2 separate regions of the Homo sapiens genome follow, and region 2 is linked to region 1. Evidence: chromatin loops called from intact Hi-C (ENCODE). Cell type or tissue: heart right ventricle. All regions are shown on one strand. Links, peaks and the distances in the headings refer to the core of each region. The heading gives the core; the rest is flanking DNA. Region 1 overlaps LINC02872 (long intergenic non-protein coding RNA 2872). Region 2 overlaps LOC105376126 (a long non-coding RNA gene).

Region 1 (11,602 bases), core at 4,233-6,732:
AGGAAATGAACTCAAATTCCTTGAACTTTCCAAAAATAAGGTCATGGGAGACAAAGGAAGAGTAAGAAACCATCCCAAATTAAAACAGACAAGAGTCGTGTCAATTAAATGCAGTACATAATTCTGAATTTGATTCTAAATAAAATTTTTACTTTTATTTTTTGCTAAAAAGGACATTACTGGAATAATTGGTAAAATTTGAATGAAGTTCATAGATTGGATAGCAGTATTCTATCATTGTTAAGTTCCTGGTTTTGCCCTGTGGTTTTGTAAGACAATGCCCTAGCTCATAGGAAACAAATACTGAACTATGTAGATGTAAAGGAGCATCGTGCCTACACCTGACTTTCAGATCGTTCATTAAAAAATAATATACATACATACATATTTAGAGAGACTGATAAAGCAAATACGACAAAATGATAACTGTTGGGGAATCTATGTGAAGATTATTCAAGGACCCTTTGTACTGTTCTCACAACTACTTCACAATAAAATGTTACAAAAAGTTAATTTTTTTGTGATGACAACTGTGATTAGTAGCATGCCACTTAGCAGATAGTTTTGGAAAAAAATTGTACTTAATCTGCTCCTATTAGGAAAAGTGCCACTTAAACAATAAGTAGTTAAAAGATTTGCATTTCCCTGATTATTAGTGATGCTGAACATTTTTTTGTGTTTATTGGCCATTTGTATATCTTCCTTTGAGAATTGTTTATTTATGTCCATAATCAAAAAATCAAAAAATAATAGATGTTGGTGAGGATGCAGTGAAAAGGGAACACTTTTACACTGCTCGTGGAATGTAAACTAGTACAACCACTATAGAAAACAGTGTGGAGATTCCTTAAAGAATTGAAACTAGAACTACCATTTGACCCAGGAATCCCACTACTGGATATCTACCCAGAGGAAAAAAGTCATTATATGAAAAAGATGCTTGCATACACATGTTTATAGCAGCACAACTTGCAATTGCAAAGATATGGAACCAGCCCAAATGCCCATCAATCAATGAGTGAATAAAGACATTGTGATATATATATATATATATATATATCACATGGATATGTGATATATATATATATATATATCACATGGATATGTGACATATAAAACATGGAATACTATTCAGCCATAAAAAGGAACAAAATAATGGCATTTGCAGCAAACTGGATGGAACTGGAGACCATTATTCTAAATGGAGTAACTCAGGAATGGAAAACCAAACATCGTATGTTCTCACTCATAAGTGGGAGCTAAGCTATGGGATGCAAAGGCATAAGAATGATACGGCGGACTCTGGGGACTCCAGGCAAAGAGTTGGAGGAGGGTGAGGGATAAAAGACTACAAACTGAGTATAGGGCATACTGCTTGGGTGACGGGTGCACCAAAATCTCACAAATCACCAGTAAAGAACTTACTCATGTAACCAAACACCACCTATTCCCCCAAAACCTATGGAAATAAAATTAAAAAATAAGTAATTTAAAGAATGCTTTTTAAATAGAGACTTTTGCCCACAAAAAAAGCATTTTGGGAATGAAAGCTTGAAAATGTTTTTCATTATCATGATTCTGCAAAAATTTTATGAGTATACTCATACAAAATACTTGTATCTGCACACTTCAATAAAAACATGAGATTAACTTTTCTAACCTGTTGAAAAGTCTCCCAAGTGTGGTATTTCAGTAAAATTCTGTTCTAGATAACTATCACTACATAAGAAACCACTCCAAAACTAAGTGGCTTAAAATAACTTTTTATCTTTCACAGTTTTGCGTATAGACAAGGTTGTCTAGATGGTTCTCATTTGGGGATCTCTTCTACAGCCGCAGTCAGATGGTGAGTGAGATTGAAGTTATCCAACAATCTCTTCACTCTATGTCTGGTATCTGGACTAAGATGACTGGAGCAGCTGGGGCCTGGTCAGTCATCTCTTTCCCTCTTTCTCTGTATTTTGTAATACATATTATTATAGAAAGCCCAAGCAATTTATATCACATTACATTATATTAGTTATCAGTTATCTAGAGATGATTTAAAGTATACAGAAGGATGCGTATGGGTTATATGCAAATACTACACCATTTTATATAAAGGACTTGAACATCAACTGATTTGGGTATCTGTGGGGGTCCTGGAACCAATCCCTGGCAGATACCAAGGGATGACTGTACATCCTATTGGGTCTGTTTCTCTGTAGAACACTAACATATAGACAAAAGCCAAAGGCTTCTGATGATCAAGTCTCAGAAGCCATGCAGTATCATTTTTACGATATTCTGTGGCTAAAGCAGTCACTAACCAGCCAAGATTCCAGCGAATGGAAGAACAAAGTTCTTATCTCAACAGGGGAGTGGTGTGCATATATAGGAAAGAGATAATGGCAGCCATACTGAGAACATGCTACCAAACTTTGAAATCTAATTTGTTAAAAATACAAAAAATGTGACATGTTCTGATTACTTTTTTTTTGAGAGAGAAAGAGTCTCACTCTGCCACGCACTCCACTCTGCTGGAGTGCGGTGGTGTGATCATAGCTCGCTACAGCCTTGATCTCCTGGGCTCAGGCAATCTTCCTGCTTCAGCCTCCTGAGTAGCTGGAACAACAGGTGTGCACCATCACAGTGGACTGATTTTTAAATTTTTTTGTAGAGACAAGGTCTCAAACTCCTGAGCTCAAACGATCCTCCTGCTTTAACCTCTCAAAATGCTGAGATTACAGGCATGAACCACCCTGCCTAGCCCTAATTACTTTCTAAGGAAAATATATTGATAAATGGGAAAAAGAACATTTCCAGCCAAACTTTTGGAAAATACTTTGTTTAATTTGTGAATGAGATTAAAAATGAATGTTATGATTTAGACAGTACAGCCAATGATGTACTTCTTCCCTTAGAGTTTACCTTTGCCCAGCAATATTTTCAGCTATGACAGACAATAAATTGAACTTAGAACCAAAGTTTCCAATGGCTGTATCAAAAAGGGTAGAGTCAATTTTTTTAAAAAAGGGGAACATATTCAATTATTTTATTCTCACTAAAATATTACTATTAAGAATAGTTTTATTGAAAGAAAAACTTTTGAGTGTTAATAAGTATTATAAAATGTTACCTAATTTATAGCCTCCCTTTTAATTTCAATTTTTGTATATAGTTTATAATGCACATAATATATCTGTACAGTTGCATTTTAGAGAGAGGCATCCAACTGTTAGGCTAAGAGCATAGATTCTGGAGCTAGATACCAGGAGTTGAATTCTGGTTCCACTGTTACCTGCTGTGTGACCTTGAACAAGTTACTGGACCTCTCTGCACCTCAGTTTTCTCAACTTCAAATTAGGGGTAATAATAGTGCCTCATCATAGATTACGAGGATTATTTAAGCTAATATAGAGTTTGTCACCATATTTAGCCATAACAACTACTGTTTAGCAACATCTTTTAAAACAAAAATATGCAGATCGTTTGACCTAACAATTCCATGTCTAGATGTGTACTATAGGAAAATACTCATGTGCCTGAGGAACTTTGTGCAAGAATGTCTATCGAAATATCATTTTTAATAGGAAAAATATTGGAAACCATCTAAATATATAGGGAAAATGTTTAATAAATTGTGGCATATAGAAGGGATGGAATATTTCACAGTAGTCAGGTAAATTTACACGTACTGATACAGAAACATCACCAGGATATTAAGTTAAAAATCAAGTTGTGGAATAATGTGTACAACATGATTCTATGTATGTAAAAGACGATCTTGACATTATATATTTCTATATTCATAGTTGTATCTACATATGAATATTTGTATCTACATATATATTTGAATGTAAATATAAATATGTGTACATATGCATTAAAAGGGTCTGGAAGGATATGCCACCGATATGGTTTAGATTTGTGTCCTCACCTGAATCTCAGGTTGAATTGTAATCCCCAATGTTGGAGGAGGGGCTGGCTGGGAGGTGATGGGATCATGGGGGTGGATTTCCCCCTTGCAGTTCTCATGATAGTGAGTTCTCTTGAGATCTGGTTGTTTCAAAGTGTGTAGCACCTCCCCCTTCTCTCTCTTCCCCTTCTCCTGGCCATGTAACACATGCCTGCTTCTCCTTCACCTTCCACCATGATTGTAAGTTTCCTGAGGCCTCCCCAGCTATGCTTCCTGTACGGCCTGCAGAACCATGAGCCAATTAAATCTCTTTTCTTTATAAATTACCCAATCTCAGATAGTTCTCTATAGCAATGCAAGAATGAATTAACACAGTCATCCTTAGTTTACAGGAGAGTCAGTCCAACATGACCGTGGGTTTTTCTATATTTCATTAATATTTGATAAGGATGCCCCTATATAATGATTATGTAATTAAAGATATGTTTGTCATATCTTTCAAAAAGAGTGAGTGTCACTTCTCCAGATTGTGAAAGGGAGTCACCAAGCTTGACAATTAATTACATAATTGTAGTTACAATGGAGAAAACAGGCAAGTGGGCTTTTTGTTGTTCTTTCTCAAAAACTGTTCATTTCACTCATAACTTCAATGCAGTAAGAATATTTTTTTCTTTTTTTTCAACTAGCAAAAGATGGAAAGAGATTTTTTGAAAACATTTACTATAGTTAATGGCAAAAGCAGAAAATCTAAGAACTTGTGCATGTGGTTCCTTTCAAAACTCGCCATGATAATAGTTCATTCAATTAAAAAAAACACTTTAACAATCACTTCCATGGAAGAGAGGTTCCTTTTGCCACTATCAGTTTTTTACTCTTATTTGGTTGAGACAAAAAAAGTGGGGAGACAGGTATTATGGCAGATTATTAAATCTGTATCATATGTTATTCCTAAGTGAGAATCACTTTTCCAAAGTCCTGGGTGTAATCATCTCTTGAAATACAGCTTCACTACATGCCTCGAAGTCACTGGCAGTTCTCCAAAGAGACTAAACAGAACTTCAAATATTATTTTAGGACACTGAGGGAAAAGGAGAGAAGTGAGATTGATTTCATTTTAAATGACTGGAGCCGAGCTTTGCAAGGTCCAGTCTTCTCTGCCTTATTCCTGGGGCTTTTGTATGCCAATTAGGGAGTATAACCTGGATTCAGAAGTTGGGCTAAACCAAGGCCTCATTGTAACAGAGATGGGGAGGAGACACGCTCCCTTCACAGCTGTCCTTGTGTGTCAGCCCAAGTAACAGATGGGAACAGCTGTGCCCCAGCCACATGTGCCCTCGTGAGAAAGCCAGCGCAGATCAGTGACTCCTTGTGATTTCAGAAAAGCAACTTGATCCTCTTATGGAAAGTGATGGTGTTTGTGGTTGTTTCATAGGGTCAGGAAAAGCCTAAGGAGAGACCCCCAGCCTCAAACTCTGTCCTTCAATAGGGGCCGAGCAACCCCAACAAAAATCAAAACCAAATTCCTGAACCAGAGAAGGAAGCACTTCCAATGTGACAGGTGCTCAGGGCTGGGCTTGTGAAGTTTTGCTTTGGGTGCCTGGAAGATGAGAAGAAAACAGAACTCACTTTTCTGTCTGGTTCTGTAGGAAACCACACACACAGAACCAGACACCTAGGAGTGGGCGGATAGTGATCATGCAAGGGCACCCTGTGTGATGAGCAGAAAGCAGTCGGGTGGGGTGTCCTGCAGGGAGGGAGGCAGGCTTCAAGCCCCCAGCAGCTCAGGCCACCAAGAAAAAGGATCCATAACAAAATGCTTTCATCCTCACCAGTGTCCCTGGTGATTCAGGGGCTCTTCCTCCTCGTGGAGATCATGGAAGGCATCTAACATGCCTGAGATGAAAGAGTATCCCTGCTAATATTAAGTTCCTTAATATTATTGACTTAATAATAAGCCAAGTTAATTGAAACATTGGATAGGTTTACCTCATCCAAACATAAAGGGACCACTATGATAAAGCCCTGGGATTGGACATTAAGGATTATTTCTGTGCTTTGTAGGTTTGTTTTTATTTATCTGGGGGTTTTATTAGGCCTACAGTCCAGACTCCCTCCCATCCCTCACTTCTCCTCTGGGCAGCCACTTTTTGTTACCTGTCCTTTGAAGTTTCTTAATGCATATCCAAACAGACACATATAGATCATTGCCTGTCCTTTTATTTATTATATGGTAGCAGGTTATAGAGAGGGTTTCATTTTTTTACGGTTTTCTAACTTTCCATTGTATGACGTATAATAATTAATTTAATCAGCATCTTATTGATGGACATTAAGTTTTTTCTAGTGTTCTTTGTGATTACCAACAATGCAGCCAGGAGTAACACTCCACGTATGTCATTTCACTCATATGCAGGTTTCCTATATGATAAATTTCTAAAAGTAGAATTGCAGGGCCAAATGGCATGTGGATTTTAGTGATTCAACCAAATTGTTCTAGATGCCCACAAGCAATCTATGAGAATTTTCCACATTCTCATAGCGTATATTCACACTTTGAGTTTTGCCATTCTGACAGGTGAAAAGCAGTGTCTCAGTGTAATTTCAATTTTGATTTTTCTTATATGAGTGAGGCTGAACATATTTTTATATGGGTAAGAGTTATCTACATTTCCTTTTCCGTAAACTCTTCATATCCTTTGCCCATTTTTTCTGAGTTGTTGGTCTTTCCCTCTGAATCTAGTAATTTTTAAAAACTGGTTATTGTATTTTTCAGTTTTAAAATTTCCATTTGGTTCTTCCTTACATTTTCTATTTCTCTGCTGTGACTTTCCACTTTGTCATTTGTTTCGAGCATTCATACTTGCTTTAAAATCAGGGCATTTGTATAATAGCTGCTTTATGATTCTTGCTGGATAGTTTCAACATCTGTGTAATCTCAATGCTTACAATTGCCTTTTCTCTTTCAAGTTGAGATTTTTATGGTTTTCAGTGTGATGAGATTTTGGATTGCATCCTAGACATTTTCAGTAGTATGTTATATTATTCTGGTTCCCATTTCAGTCTTTGATTTTAGCAGGCACTTGACCTGTTTAAGTTCAGAATGCTTGTTCCGGTTCACTTTGTGAGCTGTGGCTCAAAAGTCATTTCATTTTCAAAGCCTTTACAGTGCTATTTCAATCTGCCCCACTTGGGTGCTACCCTGATGCCAATCTGAAACCCGGGCAGTGTTTCAGACCAGTGTTCAGTTTTTCTGACCCTTGAATCTTTTTGCTGTGTTGTTTCTTGTCTGTTTTGTGCATGGGGCACTCAGAGTTCTAACCAGGATTTCATACACAAATTTAGAAAATTGCTTTCTCCAGTTCTCTCCCCCACATAGTCCTCCCCCAGCCTCTAGTTAGGAGTGGGAAGGGTATGGTCACATTACTGCAGGAGGAGGAATAAATGAGTGGGCTTCATCCACAATGTCCCCCCAGCAGCACATGGTGGCAGGGGAAGGGGTTAGCCAGCACAAAAGGGCAGATGTGGTCAAAATGTTTTTGCTCTGCTGGAAACACTGGTCATTTGGCTAAAAAGAGTTTTCTTGGGGTTTTTAAATTTGTACCCATCTGTGTTTCCGGGTGGTAGGCATTGCTAGAGCCCACACTGCCATACACGGGAGAAAAAAATTAATGAACAAAAGAAAACAAACACATAAACAACACCCAAGGCACTCCCTGCTACATGATGCCTTGAGTATGGAGGAAATCGCCAGTTTTTATTTCTTTTTCCAACTTCGGAGTCTTCTGTGGGTTGCTTTATAAATTTTGTCCAGAGCTTTTTGTTATTGTTAGTAGGAAGAATAGGGCGGAACATGCTTAGTCCATTTAGTCTAGAAACTAAGTTGTGGAGATCTACTCACTTTTTATGAAACTGTCCCCCAGAATATACTCTGTACCTGCCCCACCTTCCTGCTCCCTGAAAACCCCAGTAGGTCGTTTCTCCACGCCTGGGTCTGGATCATGGCCAGTAACGCTTTCTGACCCCACCTCCCCATGCCTCAGGGGTCACGTGGTCTCCGAATTTAGGTTCCATATCTCATCTAGCAAAGAGGTGAAGGCTTGCATGCTCTATAAACCATGTTACCCCTATACACCGTGCTTATCTAGGTAGTAACTGCTGATACAGTCCCCACACTTACCTCCTGAGGACAAACACTAATGCTCAGAGGCAGTGCCATTGAAGCCATAAGAAGGAAATACTTTCATAACCGCCTCATAATATTCAAAGTTTCTCCCCCACTAGGCAGTCAAATTTCACATTATTATGCCCTTTCTCATATCCGCTTCCAAATTATGCTGCCTCAAGCCTGCCAGCCAAAGAAAGGCCCTGTTCCCGAGCCAGCTGTGTCTCAGACAGTTGCTTACCTGCCAAGGCTTGAAGACTACCTCTGCACGGGTAATTAATTCTGTTCTCAGTCAAGGGCTTTCACATGAATCTGTTCCTGGTTTTCCCTATTTATAGGTTATTTTATACTCACAACTCTCCCTCTTTAACAAACAAAAAATAGTATGAAAACAATGTCAGCAACAAGAACAAATAAATAAATAAAAACTCCCTGCATCCTGCCACTCTGCTCTGATTACCACCATCTCTTCTTTCCTTTTCAGACAAGTTTCTTGGAATGGTAATCAATGAGTCCTCATATCCTCCCTGAGATTCATATCCTATCTCAGCTTTGTTTAACTCTCACCACTTCATTAAAGTTCATCAAGGCCTTCAACAAACTGAATATTGCCAACGCCAGAGGGTACTTGCTAGTCCCCCTAACCCGTCACCCTTTCTCAATACTCTCAGCTCTTCTGCTTCTGTGATAGTCCTCTCTTTTTCCTCCCACCTCTGTAATAGTTTTTCACCTTCTTCATGAACTTCTCAGCAGCCCATCATCCCTTCAACATGAATGTTAATAAGATGATGATGACGATGATGATAACCCTCCCCAGCATGTACTGAGCTCTTATGCCAGGTTCTAGGACAGGTAGCTGGAATGCATCATAACATTTAATTCTCATAAAAATCCATTTTTGGAATGTGGAAACTGAGAAATGTCAAGTTATTTGCCCAAGTTTAGGCAGCTATTCCATGGCAGGGGATTTAGGCAGGGGATTTACCAAAGAGATTCATCTTTGGTCTGTTTCACAGTTCACTTTGCATCTTCTCTTTGAATTATTTTGGCTGTTTTCATGGTCTTCCCGAGTGACATCTATCAAGAGGTTTTTCCAATCTGGGCTTCCGACTCCTAAATCAGACTTTCTCCTGAAGTTGTCAATCTGGATATCCTCTACTGTATTAGTCAGGGTTTTCCGGAGAAACAGAACCTATAGGATAGATAGGTATATCGATAAAAATAAATTTATTATAGGAACTAGCTCATGTGCTGATGGCAGTTGAAAGTTCAACAGATGATCTGCTGTCTGCAGACTGGAGAACCAGGGAAACCAATGATGTAATTCAGTCTAAGTCCAAAGGCCAGCAAATTAGGAGGCTAGTGGTAAAAGTTCCAGTCTAAGTCCAAAAACCTGAGAACCAGGAGTGCTGATATCTGAGGGTAGGAGAAGATGAATGTTTCAGCTCAAGCAGAGAGAGAGAGAGAATTTGCTCTTCTTCTGCTTTTTTGTTCTATTAGGTACTCAAATAATTGGACAATGCCCACACACATTGGTGAGGGTGGATCTTCTTTGTGCAGTTTTCTGATTCAAATGCTAATCTCTTCTGAGACACAAGCACAGACACATCCAGAAATAAAGTTTTACCAGTGATCTGGGCATCCCATAGCCCAGTCAAGTTGACACACAAAATTAACCATACACTTAGAAACCTCATAGAACTCATAATATTCCCTCCTCTATGCCACCTGATCCTTCTGCTGTGTTCTGGGTCTTTGTGATTGAGATAGCTAGCTTCCACCCAGTCGTACAGGGGAAACACACAAAACATTTTCGACTCCTCCTCTCTCCTTTGCCCTTCACTTATCATAAAGCCTATTAATTTTATTTCCTGTTTCTAGAATCCAGCTTTTCTTCTCACCCCAACTAGTACTCTCAGGCTCAGGTTCTCATACCTTCTCTTTTGGTTATAGCAATGAATTCCTACAAAGTTTTCCTACTTTCATTTTATCTTTTTTTAAGTCAGTAAGCTTCACTTAAAGTGTCTTCCCTCCTCCATTCCTTCCCCCTAAAACACCCAAAACATAAACATGGCAATTTGGGTTATCTATTGCTGTGTAACAATCCACATGAAAACTTGGAAGTCTAAGATAATTTATGATTATATCTCCAATTCTGTGGGTTGTTAAGGGGCAATCCTCAGTTGGGGTATTTCATGCAGTTGCATTCAGATGGTGGCTTGGAATGGAGTCATCTAAAGGCCTGACTTGGCTGGATGTTCATGATAGCAATGCACAAGATAGTTTTGGCTGGGAGCTCAGCTGGGGTGACTGACCAGAGCACCTACATGTGGCATCTCCATGGGGTTTAGACTCTGACCGCATGGCAGTTTGCTTCTAAGAGGAGATGTCATGGTCCAGGAGCTAGTATTCTGAGAGAACTAGGCAGAAGCTGCAGGACTACTTAAGACTTCTTCTTAGAATGTCACTTCTGTTGTCTTCCCTAAGCCAAGCAGTTGCTTAGGCCAGCCTAAACTCAAGAAGAGAAAAATTAAAGCCTACCTTTTAATGCAGTGAGCAGTACACATGCACAGAGAGGAAAGCCAGTGAGGTGATATCTTGGAGACTATCTACCTCAATGACCATATCATTTTCATGTGTCTAACTCCTGAATTGCTCACCAATCACTGGGACATGAAGTCCAAGCTCCCTGTAGTACAATGCATAGACTTTCTAGAGTTTGCAACACTGACTTCTCCAACATCTTTTCCTTCCACTCCCAGCCCTCCACATTTATTGCTTATACATCTCTCTATCCTGCCTCTGCCATAGACCTTAATGGTTATTCCCTCTCGCCACCCACCTTAATATCCTTACTAAACCTTCTTTTCTTAGTCAACTTCTACTTCATCCTTTAAGGCCACTTAGACACCACATCCTCCAGGAAGCTCTCCTGGAATCCCAGCTTGGGTAGGGTGAGCCACTTTTGTGGGCTTCTGTTGCACCCTTAGTGCACTTATCATAATACTTGTTATAATATAATATTTGTGTTGATATTATACATTCATGTTTCTCTTTCCCTTCACACCCCTAGATGATTAGCCCCTTGAAGGCAGGAGCCATATCCCATCCATCTTTGTACCTTTGGTGCACTTTGGTGTGGTAGCTTTGCAATGTGTCAACTTGCCTAGACAGAACTACATTTCCCAGAATTTCCTCCCCTGCATGTTTCTGGTTAGAGTGAGCCACAAAAGAGCCTCCTATGGGACATGTGAAGGTTGGAGGTGAAGCAGCAGCCTTTTTTGTAGCTCACACATATGCTGCTTGTTGCTGGTGTGGGACAGCAGGCCCCTGCTGTCCTGCTTTGGCCTCTTGGCTCCTGGGCCAGCTCTGTGATAAAGGGCACAAGCTTTTCCTGCAGGACACCCACACCATCAAAGTCAGAGGCAGCAAGAATTGGCATGAGTCTCAGTCCATCCTCATGGGTTCCAGCTTGTGCCCGTGGGCTCCATCTTGTCCTTGCTTCCCCACTGCCTGCCTTGTGGACAATGTCCTTACAGAGA
Region 2 (11,602 bases), core at 6,028-8,527, 64 kb before region 1:
TCTACCAGTTGTATTCTCTTTTCTAGTAATGTTTTCCCAAAAAACTTGATTCCAGGGTTTAGAAATGTGAGTAACCCTGGCTTCAAATATCTTCTATGATTTGTAAAATCACATTGCAGGCATTTTTGTTTAATTAATTGTGTATATATTTGAGCATATATTTACCTTTTCCCAACAAACCATTGTAATATGTGCAAATACAGGGATATAGGAAGTGCCATAGGGAACAGGGAAGAAACAACAAATACAGAATGCTCGAGAATTTTGAGAACCCCGGGATGGATCCATCAGGATCAGGAACATTTCTCTCTTTTAATCATGCCTGAGTTGCCACATCATGAGCTGCTCCATCCTTTGATGGGGCCCCTCTATTAGCCCATTTGTTAGACCGTGTTCTTTTCCTTAACTCTATACCTATTTTGTCACAAACTGACCATTTTTGAAATAAGCCTTGTAAAGCACATCATCACGATATCTCTGTGGGGTTCCTAGTGTTTATTATTTGTGTATTTACTATGTCATTTGCCATACATCATTAAATTTTCCATTTATTTATGCATGTGTTTGTTTATGAGCCCTGTGATGGGGATAAGCACAGAACGTTATGGGGGCATGTTGAGGGAAATGCAATTCAGCTTAGAAGGAGGTAGGGATTCAGTTTCCAGAACAAGGCTCGAGGGAGGAGCCAAGTCTCAGGAACAAAACAAAGAAGTGATTTCCAGAGCTGGATTCAAAAACCAGAAGTACATAGCAGCGAGGGCAACCTAAGTTTGGGGATATTTAAATTGCCCTTGCCTAGAGACAAGGACCAATCTTCTCTGAAGTCATTGACCCCAACCTTCAAGAGAAGATGGCAGGAGGCAAGGATGAGGCTGATGAGACTCATAGTGTTTCAAATTTGGAACAGAAGCCTCATTATTCTGACAGTGCAGCAGAGGCCCGCTAAGGCCCAGGAAATACCAGAAGTCCCAACCCTGGAAGCGGCCGGGGTTAACAGCCAAATGCCCTGGCCCTCATTTCACCACACTCTTCCTTATACCAAATAATGATTTTCCAGAGTGCAGGTTTTTCTTTTCAAAGTCTATTTCTTGGTTCTTCATGATATTATATGCTGAAACTCTCGCCAGCAAAGATTCTGAGATGTCTTAATGGGAATCAGCAAGTGAACTCAAAGCATTAAGGAAGATTAGAAGCTCTCTAAAAGGTTCTGGAAAGGTGATCCTTACTAAAGATCTGTATGATATGCCTAACAATTTGTCTGACTATGGCCTTCTAAAGATGTGTTATGTGTCACCTAAAAGCTCTTGAGGATGAAAGTCTCCAACTTGCAGCCTGGTGATCTTCATGTACTTACATATTTCTCTCCTTTCTCCAATTTTTACTGACTTTTCCTATATTTCTGGTTTATGAAACTTTACTCATCAATAACAGTAGAGTGAGAAACAATATAATAAGGAGTTATTAGCACCCACATTTTGGGGGATAGAGGTGTCAGTGGTAAAAATATTTTATTTTGAAAACTATACTTTTGTACATGACTAACACTTATTGGTAAAAGCATTTGCAAACAAGCTCTTGGTTCTTTTTATTTTAAATACATACATTCCTTTCTCTTTTGCATAAATCTTTGTGCAGAGTAATCTTCAGCGGCATATATACTTTTGACCCCACATTTCACAGTGGGAAAGGTATGAGAGTCACTAGCTGAATGTTTAACAGCAGTTTTTCTGCTTGTGATGTGGGATCACATAAACTTCTCTTCTTTCCACAAGCCTCATCCAGACTTGCTCCAAGTGAACACTTTCCACACAGGCCAGTGTCTGTGCTATGAACTTACCCGCTTTCCCACCAGCCTGAGAGATATTTTAGTCTCAGCCTCTGGTAGCTGAGGCCACCTCTTAAGCAAAAGTGTGCCACTGTGCCAATAGTGAGGCTGCTGTATTTGACGAGGACCACAGCGCCCTGGCAGATAGACCCTGTTCTGATTTGCCAAACCTCCTGGAGGTGAATGAAGGTTTGCTGACTGTGGTCAGGAAGGTCCCAATTATGAATGATTCCCTAACCAAGTGTTGAAAACACTTTACTTTGTAATTAAAATGCAAAACACATACAAACTGCCAAACCCAGCAAAAAAATCTTCAGGAATTTTCCTTGAAAGTTTGGTTTCTTACTTCCTTCAAGCATCTTCCCTCTAAATCTACTTTTATTTCTCTTATTCTTTCATAAACAAAATGATCTTTTTTGATCCTCTTGATTGACATTGTTTTTCAAGAAAAATGGATATAATTTATCTTATTAGTAAAATATATTTTTAGGTACCTGTTCTTCTTCTCACATATCTTAAACCTCATTCTCACTCTATTTTGCTAGTGTTATGAAAATCAACTCTGTAGTGAGGAAAACAGTAGAAAAGACAATTTTCTGGAGAAGGCAATTTTTCTTTTTAATCTGTTGTATTAGTTCGTTCTCACATTTGCTATAAAGAAATACCTGAGACTGGGTAATTTATAAAGAAAGATCTTTAATTGGCTCACAGTTCACAGGCTGTACAGGAAGCATGGTAGCATCTGCTTCTGGGGAGGCCTCAGGGAGCTTTTTACTCATGGAGGGAAGGCAAGGTGGGAGCAGGCATATTACATGACAGGGGCAGAAGCAAGAGAGAGGGGAGGCGCTACACACTTTTAAACAACCAGATCTCATGAGAATTCATGCACTCACTATCATGATAATAGCACCAAGGGGATACTGTTAACCTACTCATGAGAACTCAGCCTCCATGATCCAGTCACCTCCCACCAGGTGCCACCTCCAATGCTGGGGACTACTATTCAACATGAGGGTTGGTGTGAGACACAGATCCAAACCATAAGTCTGGTAAGATTTTGCTCTGTGTATTATAAGGCTTCGTTAGTGGGTGCATAAAGTTTAGAATGCCTTTTTGGTGAATTGAATCAGTTATCATTATGTGGTGACCCCATTATTCCTAATAATACTTTACATTTAAATTTGATGTTGTCTGATAGTAATGTATCTGTAACAACTTTCTCTGAGTTGGTAGTATTTACCTGGTATTTGTTTTTCCATTTTTACTTTTTCAATTTTTCCGTGGTTTTCCTTTTACTTTCCATATAGCTGGAGAGGAGGTAGGGAGGGCAGGAGACTAATGTGAGCCAAAGTCAGCAAAAGAGAAAGAACTGAGACAAATGAAAGAAAGGACAAATTAAAAAGGGCTCAACTTCAAAAAGTAAAATAGTTCCTTCTTATCTGCGAGAGATACGTTCCAAGACCCCCAATGGATACCTGAAACTTCCAATAGAATGGAACCTTATAAATACAGTACTCTGTTTTTTCCTATACATACACACCTCGGAAAAAGTTTAATTTATAAATTAGGCACAGTAAAAGATTAGCAACAATAACTAATAATAAAATAGAACAATTTTAACAAGAGACTGTAATAAAAGTTATGTGAATGTGGTCTCTTTCTCTCTCTCTAAAAATGTTTTCATATTTTTGGATCATGGTTGGCCAAGAGTAAGTGAAACCTTGGAACAGGAAACCACAGATAAGGGAGGGCCAGTGGACCTATGGGCTAAGATTTACGCAAATGTATCTGTGCGTCTGGAGCTTCATATACAGAAAATTTAAAGAAGAGAAGAAAAATCTTCTTTAGCTAAAGATCCCATAGAAAAAGTCAAATAACTGTCATCAAACTGGGAGAAACTAGTTTTAATATATGTAGTAGAAAAAGATGAATATAACAACATATGAAGAATGTCTATAGTTTGATAAGAAAAAGTCTATCAGGAAAAAAGATATGAATAGATAACGCACAGAAGATGAACTGGAAATAACAAATAAATGTATTTAAAAATGCACAACTTCACTAGTAATCAAGGAAATGCAAATTAAGATGAGCTTTGATTTTCCATCTCTTAGATTGGGAAATACTCCAAAATTAAATAACATTACGTATTGATAAGGGCATAGAAAAAAAGTAACTCTCTTCTCTAAATTAAATTTCTGGTCAGGGTTTAACTCTTTCTTGCCTTTTTTTGTAGGGCATTTTGCCAAACCTTTTAAAATTGCACATATTCTTTGAGCCAACAATCTCACTTCTTGGTATCTACCCAAAAGAAACACAGCCACATGTGTGCAAGAAGGCATGCAAAAAACTGTTCCCTGTGGTATTTTATAGAATAATTTTTTTCAAAAACCTCTGAATTTCCACTAGTAGGGCAATAATTAAAACTTTCACAATCCATATTATGGAATATTATGCAACAATATTTCAATGCAAGAAATCTATATCTACACTGATGGAAATATCTAAAGACTTCTTGTTAATTAAAAGCATTCACAAAGTAAAAGATTATTCTACTTATGTAAAAATACAGACTTGACACAAATTTTTTATTTATGTATTTTCATCATACATACAAAAAGGGTTGAGTGGATACACACTAAATTCATTACAGGTATTATACCTAGTAAAAGAATGGGGCCGGAGGGAATATTTTTAGAGTGACTTTACTTGAATCTACATTACTTCAATTTCTTACAATCAGAAATGAGCTCATAGTTAACTGTGTAATTAAAGCAATTGTTTTTAAAAAGAAATGATCATATGTTTGACTAATGGGTACATTTTTAGTATGATTTGATGTTCACTGTTTAGATTAATTGGATCACAATGTTTAATGCAATGATGAAATTCTTCTCTAAGCTTAAAGGATAAGGCTAGCACATAGGAAAATCTACTGGTGGACCAAGCAAACTTAAAATTAAGTTCAGTCTTTAGGGAGAAACGTTATGTCTAGAGTAAAACATACAATTAACAACTGTGAGCAAATCTCTCTTCTCTGACCAAAGGGAACACGGATGCTTGATATGGTTTGGATGTTTTGCCCCCTCCAAATCTCATGTTGAAATGTAACCTCTACCACTGGAGGTGGGCCTAGCAGGAGGTGTTTGGATCATGGGGGCAATTCGCTAATGAATGTCTTGGTGCTATCCTCATGGTAATGAGTAAGTTTTTGCTCTATTAGCTCATGTGAGAACTGGTTGTTTGAAAGAGCCTGGCACCTCATTCTCTCTCTCTCTTACCCTTCATTTGCCATGTAAGCCTGCTGCCTCTTCATTTTCCACCATGACTGTAAGCTTCCTGAGGCTTCACCAGAAGTAGATGCTGGTGCCATGCTTCTTGTACGGGCTGCAGAACTGTGATCCAAATGTTTCTTTTCTTTATAAATTACCCAGTCTGAGATATTCCTATATAGCAATGCAAACTGGACTAAGACAATGCCTTTTGCAGTTGAATTATGGGGAATTCTTGGTAGACAACACTGGCAGGCAGAAGGTGAGTGGAAATGTCTGGAACAGCTCATACTCCCTATTTTAGTTGGTGCATCTCACTCTCCCAGAATATAAGGATCTTTTTCTTTTGAGTATCCCCTTTGAGGCACTGGGGTAGGTATTACAAGCCGGTGGCACAGGGCAAATGGCCTGATCCTACAGAAGGTGTCAATGTCTTTAGGATTATAAACTAGTGTAGAGACCCCAAAGCCTACAAATTGAGTGATGAATTTTAATCTGGCTTAGGTCTTTAAAAATTAAACTGAAAATCTGAGCTGTAAGGGTCTGGTCTAATCTTCCACTTTACAAAGGAAGTAACTGAGGACCTGAGGGTTAAGTATCCTCCTCAAGATCACTCAGCCGAGAATGACTCTTCTTATATTCTTCAGTGGCTCTGAAGAGATTGTAAATGACCAGGGTAACCTCTCTCAGGATCTAGGGGCTCCTCAACTGCTGCTCGGTGGAGGGACTGATTTAAAGCCTTCTGCTTACTTTGCAATAATTCTGGAGAATGATCAATTCTGAGCAGAGATGTTTAGGTTCAGAGCCCCCAGCTAAAGCTGCGTATTTATGGAGAATTCCAGACATTATTTATTGTTTTCCTTTCTCAGGTTGTCATGATATTTTACCATTTAAATTCTACTTTCAAGTGAGATTTTTAAGCCATTATCCCAGTGAACAAAGGAGAGATAAAGCTATCAAAGTATAGAGATTTCAAAGGTTAAAAACTCATAAAACTTGGAAATTTAGAATTAAAGCTATTCCAGTTGAATACTTATTAATATAAATCTAAAACAATATTGAGTAATGTCCCCTGTTCTCACATTTCTTTATTTCTTTTTCTTTTGTTTTCTTTTTTTTTTTGAGACAGAGTTTCACTCTTGTTGTCCAGACTGGAGTGCAATTGTGCGATCTCTGCTCACTGCAACCTCCACCTTCCAGTTTCAAGCAATTCTCCTGCCTCAGCCTCCAAAGTAGCTGGGATTATAGGCATGTGCCACCATGCCCAGCTAATTTTCTACATTTTTAGTAGAGACAGGGTTTCATTATATTGGTTAGGCTGGTCTCAAACTCCTGACCTCAGGTGATCCACCCACCACCTCCTTGGCCTTCCAAAGTGCTGGGATTACAGGTATGAGCGACTGTGCCAGGTGTGTTCTCACATTTCTGAGATATTTACTTACAATAAAGATTAAATAAGGATAGGATATTGGTCTTTGACGTTTACTGAATTTCCTGGGTTGATGTAGGATGCCATTATCATTATAGTTTGTCCAAAATACCAGAAACCTTTCTGTAACAAAAACAAAATTACCTGTTCTATTCCCTTATGTCTTTTGTTACCCTGTCCCTTTATGTATGCATGCACATGCATGTGCATGCACACACACACACACAGAGGCAACGTTATTTCCAAGCAACAAAACGAAAACAGGACCTGTAAACTCAAAATAAATTGTCACCTTTGTGCTGAAACTGTACATAGCCATGCAGAGCCTTTTTACAGTGTCCAGAGAGATTGTGAAGGCAGGCGACCTGTGCTTGGGGTCCGATTTATGACAGTCTGACTTTGTTACAGGTTCAGCAGAGGACACATCTGGAACCCCTTTCCTGCTGGAGTGGACAGTGGAGGCAGCGCCACAGTGGATTTTCATTGGTGTCTCCCCTGGCTGCCTGGTGGCTGCCTGTCAGAGCCAGCGCTTGAGAACGTGGCTGCTAGTGAAAGTGTTTATGTGTTTATGTGACCACAGGTATGTGCCCTTGGTGACAGATCTATTCCATGTTGTACGTTCTGTCAGGCAGTGGGATGTGGGAGGAAGCCAGAGGGAGCGTCCCTGAGGTTGCAACGTCACACTCAGGAGAGGGAGGGTCCCTGGGGTACGGAGTCTGGGCTTTGGGAGAATGTGTGTGGCGTTTCTCCTGGATTCTGGCTGAATGAGGTCTTTGGAAATGGCACTTCCTCTGCTGTTAAATTTAGCTATGGTTTATCCAATACAGAGGAAGATGGCCTATCTCACAAGTGACACGTCACCAGTTCCCTACTTTGCAAATGCATTTTCTGAGTGTGATAGCCACTGCTTAGCACAGCCCTAACTCTGGTCAGGTGAAGATGATTTCCTCTCTGCCTGCCAGTGAACTCTGAGCCTTGAACACTCCCTGAGTTTCAGGAGAAATCTTCCCACAGACTAGAAGACATCTCTGCTTGGCAAAGCCCAGTGACAGCAGGAATGTTCTTTCCCTTTCCTGAAGGTTCCAGGAAGGAAAAGGGCTGTGGGATACCAGCTGACCAGTGTTGTTAAAGGCTGACAGGGAACCCAGGGCCCTGCTGGGCAACGTGGGGAATACCAAGGCAATTGAAGTCACAACATTTGGATGTTGTTGTTTATTTGTTTTTTGCTTTTTATTTTGAGATGCTTCCAGCCCCACAGGGAGATAAAATGGAAAAGTGAGAGGTCTGCTCCGTGCCCTTCCTCATTGCTGTGTGCCCTTCGGGGTGTTCCACAGGTTTTGTTCTTGGCTTTCCCCATCTTCTTCGACACACTCCCCATTTCCAAGCCTCCCACAGTGATTGGCAGTTCCCCCCCAGCCCGAGATCTCTTGATCACTAAACCCGTGTATCTGTCATTTAATATCTTGTGGACATCGCCCCGTTGCCTCATGGGTGCCTTACTGAGCGGTCCCTTGCTGACTCTGGCATTCTCTTCCTCATATTTGCATGTTTCAGTTAAAGGTTCCACGATCCTCCTCGTCTCATAGGTTAAAAATCTCAGGGGCATTTTGACAGTCCCTTCTTAATCACAGCCTTTTGATTTTTACTTCTAAAGTATCTCTTGAATACAGTTTCTTTCCTCCATTGCCAAAGCTTTAGCTTGGATCTTCTGCATTTCTTCCTTGGATGATCAGAGGCACCTGTTAGTGGTCAGTATTATGAGAATAAATTCTCCCTTTTCATAAGAAATATTTTATAAAATCCCCTTTACTGCCCTGAAATGAAATTTGTAAGTGATGTAATCTACTTGCACATGTATTTTAAAAATTCATTTAGAGCCCCAACTTTGATGTAAAAGAAAAATACAATTAAAATAGAAGTTTATAACATAATAATACATGTTTCAGGACATGAAGACTCGGCATGACAGAATTAAGTGATTGGTTGCTGCACCTCTGTGGAAAATTGTCAGAAATGTGACAGCTGCAAATGCAGCCCACCAAAGGCCTTTAGCATGTTCGATGGGTGGCTCAAATATGGAGAGGGGTGCTGCTGTTGGTGACATAATTTTCCAGTAAGGTGAAAACTCACAGGAAAGTTCTGACCCAAATAAAGTACAATCTTCCCATAACTTATAGACACAAAGGTTGCATTCCTGAAAAATCCAATATATATTAAAATCATGCCAACCCAGCCCATTTGTTTTTATATGTAAATGTGTAGCAGGACACAGAACGATTCTCTCATGTGGGCAAGTGTCCCTGCATTTTCAGGACATCCAGCACCCCATTTTCTACCCATTCACTGATAGCCATGCCCCAAAGCATTGCCTCAACCAACAAACCCTCCCGCAAGTTTAGAAAATGTATCTTGGCAATTGGTAGTGTTTCTATTGGGAATCACTGCAAAACCTCAATTTACTTAGGTAAAGTTTTACTTAAATAAGCAATGCACAATTGTCGCCTCCTTTTAAAAGATGAAGATTTTTACAGGTGCAGTTAAATTCCGTCTGCTTCCACCCCTACCCTAGTCTACTGCACACTCATTCTAAGAGGCAAGCAATGTCAACAGTTGAGCATATATCATTCCAGAAGTTTTATATATTCACCTACAGTTTATGTATCCATAGAAAATATATGGTACCTGGTGTGAGTTGAATTGTGTCCCCTCCTCCAAACTCATATGTTGAAGTCTTAGCCTCCAGTACTTTAGAATGTGACCTTATTTGGGAATAGCACCTTTGAAGATGTAATTAATTAGGTTAAGATGCAGTCATGCTGGAGTAGAGCAGGCCTCTAATCCAGTAATGACTGCTGTCCTTATCTGGGAAAATTCGGATGGAGAGACACACACACAGGAATGGGGTCTCTCTCTGTCACCCAGTCTGGAGTGCAGTGGCACAATCACTGCTAACTGCAGCCTTGACCTCTTAGGCTGAAGTGATCCTCCTGCCTCAGCATCCCAAGTAACTGAGTCTACAGGTGCATGCCACCATGCCTGGCTAATTTTTTTTTTTTTTTTTTGGATAAGGTCTTCCTATGTTGCCCAGGCTGGACTTGAACTCCTGAGCTCAAGTGATCCTCCTGCCTCGGCCTCCCAAAGTGCTGTTGTTACAGGCATGAGCCACTATGCCTCACTGGGGTGATTCTTTAAAGCCAAGGAACACCAAAAATTGCCAGCAAACTGCTAGAATCTTTGAGAGAGGCAGGGGACGGATCCTTCCCACACCACCCTCAAAAGAAACCAACCCTGCCAATATCTTAATCTTAGACTTTGAGCCTCCCGCACTGAAAGGCAATGAATGCATTTCTATTGTTTAAATCCCGCAGTTTATCTAGAGCTTTGTCATGGCAGCTTTAGCAAAGGAATACAGTACCCTTCTGTGTTTCGGTGCTTTAGGTAGCAAACAGATAAGAAACTATCCGACTGAGGAGCAGCAAGGGTCTGGAGCTACTGCGATTGGGTGACCTGGGTAGAGACCCTCCTGGAGATTTCACTCTGACTAGAACTGGAAGGACAAACCCACCGCAGGTATAGACTCTTGCATACAAACTGTGTCTTTTTCCTGAGTCCCATCTTACAACAAAAGACATACCCATCAAATCAGATTTGCAATCGAGTTGTTTGTGTCAAAAGAGAAATGTTGTAATTAACCTTGAGACTTTTTTCAAGCAGCAGGTTTGCCTTATAAATGAAAAATAATGAATAAGCCAAACTGTACCCAGGGGTATGACAGAGTTTTAACTGGCTTCATGTATAGCCAGTGTGGCTGGGAGAAATGTGATCTCCATTTCATTTCAGATCTTTCTCTGAACCTTCCATATGCATGCATGATGGAATGGGTTCCCAAATCCAGCTTGAAATGTAGTGCATGACATACTACCCACGCAAATAAAATGAATAGTTCAAAATTATGGGGCACTGACAGAAAAAGCAGACCTTTTAATATCTAGTTTCATTGAGTAATGCATTTAAAATAATTTGCAAACTGGAAAGGTAATTAAAAGGGTCCTTTTACTCCCCTATGCCACATGTCACAGTCTTTAATGTTTAATGAGAGTTGCTCTTTGAGTCTAGGATTTAGTGAAAGACATTTGGCTTGGACAAGAACTAAGACAAATGCTGCTAACATGATTCTATTCAATTTAGTGCTTTAAATACTTTCAGGAATGGTGGATTATTTTCAAAGTAAGGTTTGTGGAAGCTGGGAATTTTGAAGTATTTTACCTGGAAATTATCTATCGGAATGCTTCTGTATGCTTTAAAAAATGTATACTCTACATATGGACACAAAGAAAGGAACAAGAGACACTGGAGCCTACTTGAGGGTAGAGGGTGAGGATTGAAAAACTACCTATTGGGTACTCTGCTTATTACCTGGATGATGAAATAATCTGTGCACTGAAGCCCCGCAACACACATTGACCTATATAATAAATCTGCACATGTGTCCCTGAACCTAAAATGAAAGTAAAAATATGTATATTCTAAATGGAAATTTGTCAATATAAAAAACTTCTGTTAATTTTCTAGATTATAAAATAGTTTGAGCTAACAGAAACCTATAGTATTTTTGGTCTTCATTAAAAACACAATATATTTGTGTATGAACATTACAAAGGTATATATTTTGCTACAGAACTGTACAATTATCCTCCATATCCAACATAATAGAGACAACATTATTTATAATTGTATGGACATAGTACTGTAAAATCGAAATTTTTATGTCAGTTTCCTTGACTGATTTAAAAACCATTAAAAATATAAATACTCCTCTTCTGTCCCCTTAAATTTACTGTTTTTTTTTTTTGCATCTTTCAACAACACAGTTAGAATATTAACAAATTCTTAGTGTTTTTCTTATGCCTACTTGTCTCACCTATTTGTCATTTAAAAATTGTTTGGAAAGGTAGAGCAATTTTGGCAATTCAGCAAGATCCTCACATCCTGCTTTGAAGAAGCATTAAATATTTTGTCCAGCTTAGCTGTCTGAAAAGAATGATCAGTTCTGTCATGGTGGGACACCATGGAAGT

What was found. A loop is a pair of places that touch in the nucleus more often than their neighbours do. Peaks named below come from ENCODE experiments on the same cell type or tissue, not always from the same donor. Only the 100,000 strongest peaks of a DNase experiment are listed, where the experiment ranks them.
Region 2: a loop joins it to region 1, with 4 times the contacts of the local background. A loop is called at or near these places in 2 of 110 quality-filtered maps.

Annotation. Positions count from the first base shown.
Region 1 is chr9:87,154,223-87,165,824 of GRCh38, reverse strand. It overlaps LINC02872 (long intergenic non-protein coding RNA 2872), which reads right to left. Exons shown (of 2, transcript NR_161226.1): 2 at 6,099-9,252. Among named protein-coding and RNA genes, the nearest start is that of LINC02872, 11 kb to the right of the region's middle. In heart right ventricle, for the core only: no CTCF peak of the experiment used is centred there; a DNase peak (open chromatin) is centred at 5,204; H3K27ac peaks cover 1,394 bases.
Region 2 is chr9:87,219,610-87,231,211 of GRCh38, reverse strand. It overlaps LOC105376126 (a long non-coding RNA gene), which reads left to right. Exons shown (of 15, transcript XR_007061642.1): 11 at 6,935-7,106; 12 at 9,965-10,096. Among named protein-coding and RNA genes, the nearest start is that of LINC02872, 77 kb to the right of the region's middle. In heart right ventricle, for the core only: no CTCF peak of the experiment used is centred there; a DNase peak (open chromatin) is centred at 7,094.